2 separate regions of the Homo sapiens genome follow, and region 1 is linked to region 2. The links are chromatin contacts, found by Hi-C or POLR2A ChIA-PET in ENCODE. All regions are on one chromosome and are shown on one strand. Each heading gives the region's core, a stretch centred on a gene start or an enhancer-like site at or near the end of the contact. The rest is flanking DNA. Distances are from core to core; before and after follow the strand shown. Region 1 has its middle 76 kb from the start of MIR8079. Region 2 has its middle 31 kb from the start of NRAD1.

Region 1 (3,237 bases), core at 317-2,816, 220 kb before region 2:
CCTACCAGTCTGGGGGAGATGCTGACCACAAATGACAGTCACAATCCAGTGTGGAGAAGCACCACACTGGGGAAAGTACAACATGCTCTGGTGGCTTTGGAGTGTCAGACAACAGAGCGGGGAAGAGGTTAGGAAAAGAAGTGGCCCACAGGATAAAAACAAGCAGCTGGGTGAAGGTGAGGCAGAGGATGTAGCATGGCACACAGCAGTGGTGAAGAAATGAGGATGGCGGGCCCTCTGTAGATAGGTGGACATGCCTGGAGTATCGAGTGTGAGGGTCGTGTTGAGATATATACAGAGATATGGAGCCATCACAAGCTATCTGCACCCAGGAGCTTTCTCCTGGCCTCCCCAGTGACGTTCTGTACCTCAGATGTTGATTCCATGGATGCTGTCATCACCAAAGATGGGATGGATGCTGGGACACTCCTAGCACTTAGAGTTAGAACTTGCAATACATGTTTCCCGTAGAAACAGCATGTTAAATGGTAGTTCAATGTAGTTAGGATATTGCTACAAATAACACCTTTGAGTGTACTTAATTTAAACCTGTGAAATGTAGAAAAATCAAAGAGGACAGGTCCTGTTCCAGGCTAGAGGTACTTTTTGCAATGCAGAGCACTATCCTTCTAGATCTGGCCAGCAGAGCATGAATCGGGACCTCAGGCTGGCTTTGCCTGCATTTGGATTTGAATTTGAATGTTTTGGTCTAGGAGGCTCTCTGCACAGGGTTTCCATGATTCCATCACTCCCTGCTGTTTCATATCTGGCTGACTTCCTCACAGTGAGGTTGCCTACTTGCCCCTGGAGGTACTGGACTTGGAAACCCTTTCTCTAGGCAGTAGGGGTTGGAGATAGCATCATCGTTTCCGACTGATTCATCATCAGCTTGGTGTTAGTCCACTTACAAAGTCAAGCATGACAGTTGAGGCAGTGTTTGGAGGTGCCCTCTGACTTTCCACCAAATGCTTTTTTTTTTCTTTTCACTTCTTCCAATCCTCCTTTTTTTTTTTTTTTTTTTTTAATCATTTCCTCTAGGCACTTTTCTTTTCTAGGGCAATTGAATTCAATTCAGCAAAAGTATATGGGACGTCTTCTATGTGTCTGGTACTTAGGATGCGAGGGATAACAGAGCACAGTGTCACTTTCAGGGAGATCACAGTCTAGCATGAAGGGGTGGGAGACAGACAAGTAAAAGGGCTGGTTCTAGATGGTGAGGTGGATGCCCTGATGTGGCAGAGGCTAAAGAAAAACCAATGAGGAGTACCTGAGCCATCTTGGGGATGAGGAAGAGGCCAGCAGGAGTTAGCTAGACAACTGCAAGTACACTCCAGGCACAGGGTCAAATGGGAGCAAAGGATCAGACACTTAGCAGGGTGCACTCAGCATCCTGCAGGATTGAGCAAATGGCTGGGGGCAGAGCCAGGGAGAGAGACAAGAACCGTGAGAGCTGAGGATGGGAAGGCCAGCTCCTGCCTTTCCTGTCTTTCCCCAGTGGCAAGTAGGGTAGTACTTAGCATCTCCTGGCACCACTCCAAGCTGAGATGGGCAGTGACCCTGGCCCTGTAGGAAGCCTGTATTTTTCAAAAGCTTCTTTAGAGAAAAGAGCCCCAGGAGAGTAGAGGGCCTGAGTCTGCACTGGCAGGAAAAGTGGACTAAATTCAGGCCAGACTCAAAATAGCTCCTGGAGGTTGACCAGATGGAAATTAGATTACTGCTGTATGTGGGCATAGCACTCAGGAGGCCAGTAAAACAGTGAGAACAAGGGAGTGATCCCTTCTAGAGAACGGGGTGCAAATGTTACAAAATATTTGTGAGCCATGACTTTTAAAAAAATTCAAACGCAAAGATTTTTTTGAGTGCCACAGGGGAAAAATTACTTTGTTAATAGATGAGTATCAAGAGATCAAGAGGATTGTCAGTCCTGCTGTTTAAAATATTAATATCTGGACAAGTTAGGGATGTAACAAACTGCAGCCAGCTTTTTAATGTTTCTTCCTGAGCTCAGAACAATTCAGTCATTCTCCTTAGGTTGCTGTAACCAGGCATGTGGTATCCCATTAGGAAAATGCACCCAACCTTAGACAAGGGCTAGTCTGTAACTCTCTTGTGTCTGTCTGTCCCCTGGATTTACGTGGAAGACCACCTGCTTAAGATAACCCAGGGCCAGGTGCTATGTATACCTGTACCATCTATGCCACTTTGGTTTTCTTCTGTCATTACTGTGTTGTTTTGGGAACTTGGTTCAGGGAAATGATGATGCCAGCAGGGCAGATTCCCTGAGCTGCCCAGAATCCCAGAGGGTACCCCTGGGGCAGGCGGGTATGGTTTACTCATCTTCAAGCTGCAGGAAGTAGTGGCTCCAGGATAAGCACCTCAGCCTTCGGAGAAGGACGGGCTTGGGGAAGGGAGATTTTAATGTAGTGTAAACAAGACAGAGGATTTCATAAGCTTCTCGGAAACTCCTGGACCTGACACTCATCATCTGCTACTAAATTTGGCCCTTTCATGTTCCTTGCACAGGATATAATGGCAACCATGACACAGACTCTGGGCTGAATTTAGATAAACAACATGGCTGCTGAGGATTTGTACCTGTTAAAAGTCTAAGAAATGTCAAAGGTTGTAGTAAGTATGACTCAGGACAATTTCATTTAAGTTGTCAAAAGTAGGAAAAAGTCAGCAGTATAGCTGATCACTCTCTTTTGTGCTTTTTTGCACTTGTAATTTCCATGACTCTCACTAAACTGCGGGAGGTAAAACTATTTTTGTTCTCTGGGCTTTTGCGTCGTGTGTAAGCTGATTCCCAAGTTTGGGTAATATTGTGGAAAGCGTCAGTACCACCACTGAAGCCTCCTGGAGCCCCATCACCTCCACCCTCTTCCCGGGCAGGTGGAGTGAATCTCCCTGACTTTGAATTTCCAGAGTACTCGTGCATGCCTCGATTACAGCACTAGTTGCTTACAGCAAATTATCTGTTCACGAGTCTGCCTCCCCCACTGATCTTTGACCCCCATAAGGGGTTCTTTCATTGCCTTTTGTATTCTCAATGTGAGGACAGTGCCTGGGACACAGTAGGCACATATTTGATGCTGTGCGGTCATCCTGATTCTGGAGGATGATGTTTTTGGTAGTCAAATGACAATGGAATAGAGCCCCATGGAAAGACAGTTCGGAGGTAGAGGAAGGAGCAGAGAATTTGGAGACCAGAATTCCTTTTTTATTTATTAGATGTTC
Region 2 (3,042 bases), core at 336-2,835:
GGAAACAGTGGCAAATGCAAAAAGGGTGGGCATTTACAGTTTCCCAAACTGTTAGAATTCTCAAATTCTGTCCCTGTTTTTTATGATGATGGGGGCACAAGGACAGGGATATGGACCGAGGGAGTGTTTGCACCAAGAAGAATATCTAGAAGAGAGTTCTGTACATTTCAGTCTGAATTTCACTGGGTATATGTCTTATGGGGAGAGACTAAGATGTAGAAACAGAGAGAAGAGACCACTGGTGAGAAGATGAGGCCATTCCTAAGATTTTTAATATAAATTTATAAACATACAGGTGTATGTGTATATATATATGCTTTGCACACATATGTATTTATGTGTTGTGTATACATATGTCTGTGCATGTATATGCATATACACACATATATACATACATTACATACATACACACATATGCATACTTTTTCCCACTGAAGTTGTTGAAACTCTTGAAAGTTGGACTTGAGTAATCAAAAGCAGTGCTTATTCTTTTCCATTCAGTACCAAGGAAATCATATTTACCACGGGTCCAGAAAAGTCTTTTCTCTCTTTCTCCTCCCCACTACCCACCAGTCCCCACTCCTTTTGCACATGCTATTTGGTCACTGGCCATCCCGAGTGGCTCATCTAGACAGGGGTATGTGGCCAGGAGAGGTTAGGGGTCGAGATAAGGTGGATGTTTGCTGTAAGGCAGTGCCTTCCTCTCCTTCTTAACCTGGGGTTGTGCTTCTGAGCATGTGAAATGTATTGTTCCTTAGTCCGATTTCCCAAATACAACCTGAAAATGTGAATGTAAATGCCTCTGTCCTTTAGCCAGACGTCTAGAGGGCTATCTGAGGGCCTCAGAAGTAAAACTGACCTCCCCAGGGAAACTAGGCTCTCAATTCCTTTCTTAATTCTCTGTAGGATAATAAAACATGAAGTGGAAGATCTTCTAGACCAGCACCTTAAATTTGCAGATGAGAAAGTTGGAACCCAGAAAGGCTGAGAGGCTCAAGGTCTCACAACTGTTTATGCTCAACTGGGAAATGAATTTGTTTCTCTGGCCCATCAGGTCAACATTCTTTCCACTCAGCTATGCCGCCTCCTACCTCCTGAAAAGATTCTAGCAGGACCCTCTGATGAAAAGGACCTTATCTTTTTATATCTGCTGTTTAAAGCTTTTTTTTAAAATCATCGCACGATTTTATGAGTTAAGTTATGTACATAAACAAATACTATTACTTATTACTTGTTTACTATCGCCCTTCTTTTGGACATCAGAAAACCGAGGGTCTGAGTTGCAGCAACTCCCACAGAATCTCAAAAATGCACCCAGACTGCTCCTGCTTGCAGGACAAACACTCAGTACAAGCTTCCGATGAGGAATGTGGCTGTTGCAAGAACAGGACGCCACGATTCAATCCCTTCCCACGGCTGGCCCTGGCTGCCCACTCACATCAAGCAAGGGCACAGCATCCCTTCCGACAGCCTGACCCCCGCCCCCAGATAAACCGACATGTGGATTGCCAAAGGCATTTATATGCGATGGTGCTAAGACTGCTTGACGCTAACACCACACTTTGATCATTCAGTCAAATCAAAAAGCATTTATTAAGCATCTGTGTGAGGCTCCCTGCCGGGGCTTCTCTTTGTATCCCTAGCATTCACACTTCCCTGCTTTTCTTCTGTATCTCTTCACCCCTGCCCAAGAAAACTCCCCTATCCACAGGAATCTCACTGCTGGTGTTATCATGTCTTACCCAGAGTGGGATCCCATTTTGGTTCCTCCCAAGATGCTATTCAATGTCCAGGATGGAACTTTGAGAGTGGACCGGTCCTCTCTCCATTGTAAAATCTACCCATCCATCTCTGCTTCCTGGAGATTCTGTGTGAGGAGCACCTTAGTTAGGAATCAGAGCAAATGGCGATGAAATTTCAGTCTGTGTTCTTCTTTCAGAATGCAGAGTGAACATTTAAGAGGGTTTTTAGAAAAGCAGTTTACAGCCAGTAATTGGAAGCGTTGAAGTGTTTTTGCAAGACCAGTATCTCAGATTACAGATTTATGATTTGCTTGAAAATAATCATTTATTTTAGGCTTGAACTTTAAAAAGAAAAAAATAAAAGCTTAGAATGATTTTCTTCAAGTTTTCTATGACATTCTTTACATCAGGAAGAGATGAGGGAAGGCAAGATGGAGGTTTTAGAGAGAACGGGGTTCCAATGTTATTTTCCCCTTGGTTCATTTATGAGACTACATTTTCCTAGCTGCATACGCTATTTCCATTGTATGACTCACACAGACAATTTACTACATTTAAAATTGTGTCAAATTCTTTCTGAAAAGCTTGGGTCAAATACACATACTATGTATACAGTTGGAAATTCTTCCTCATAGATCCAGCTCATGGTATGGATGTTGTATTTGTGTCCTCGTAGCCATGGCAACTAGAAAAGGGTTAAGCCAGGGCCTCAGAAAACCCAGAGGCTGTGCAGTAAAATATCATATGTGTGTATATACTTCCTAAAATATACTACTCAAATATGGATTAAGAAATCTTAAAACCACTGTCTTAAAATTAATTTTTCATTCCTAGTATGCATGTTATTGCCTAAAAAGGATACTCTCAAAACAATCTCTTTCACCTCACTCCTTTTCTCTCTAAATTGTCATCTAATGACCATTTATCTCAAAAGACAGACTATGTAAATCCATGAGAAGTGCTTTGGTTTTTAGATATGGATGAGAGAAATACCAATGAGAATATGAATGAAGTTGTTTTCTGGCTGAAACAAACTGTCTTTTTTAGATCTCTCTTTTAAATCCATTTATATGAGAGTAATAAAACATTCTTCTCCATTTATTTAAGAACTTACTAAATAAACTTGGGCAACCCTGAACAATGCCAAGATGTTAAACATTCACCAGCTCTAAGAATTCAGACTCTTCTTTGTGTTGGCTGATGGCCCTCAGGTCCCTGACTACCCCTTTTAATTTTCTTACACACTTTACCCTGTGAGATAAATTTTAAGAGTTTATCCTCAAAATAACACTGGATAGGA

The links. A loop is a pair of places that touch in the nucleus more often than their neighbours do. ChIA-PET counts read pairs that join two places held with the same protein, here RNA polymerase II (POLR2A). Pooled maps may share reads with other maps.
Region 1: a loop to region 2 is called in a map of vagina, with 4 times the contacts of the local background. The contact joins two enhancer-like sites. A Hi-C loop is called at or near these places in 2 of 168 maps with a recorded cell type or tissue (Caco-2 and vagina) and 5 of 50 pooled maps. POLR2A ChIA-PET finds 5 or more read pairs at or near these places in 3 of 52 experiments (CD4-positive, alpha-beta T cell, T-cell and activated T-cell).

The regions. Positions count from the first base shown.
Region 1 is chr13:44,270,445-44,273,681 of GRCh38, reverse strand. No RefSeq gene overlaps it. Among named protein-coding and RNA genes, the nearest start is that of MIR8079, 76 kb to the right of the region's middle. Within about 2 kb of position 1,566, at least 14 of the 41 ENCODE cell types and tissues checked have a DNase peak (open chromatin) inside an H3K27ac peak, as active enhancers do.
Region 2 is chr13:44,051,437-44,054,478 of GRCh38, reverse strand. No RefSeq gene overlaps it. Among named protein-coding and RNA genes, the nearest start is that of NRAD1, 31 kb to the right of the region's middle. Within about 2 kb of position 1,585, at least 14 of the 41 ENCODE cell types and tissues checked have a DNase peak (open chromatin) inside an H3K27ac peak, as active enhancers do.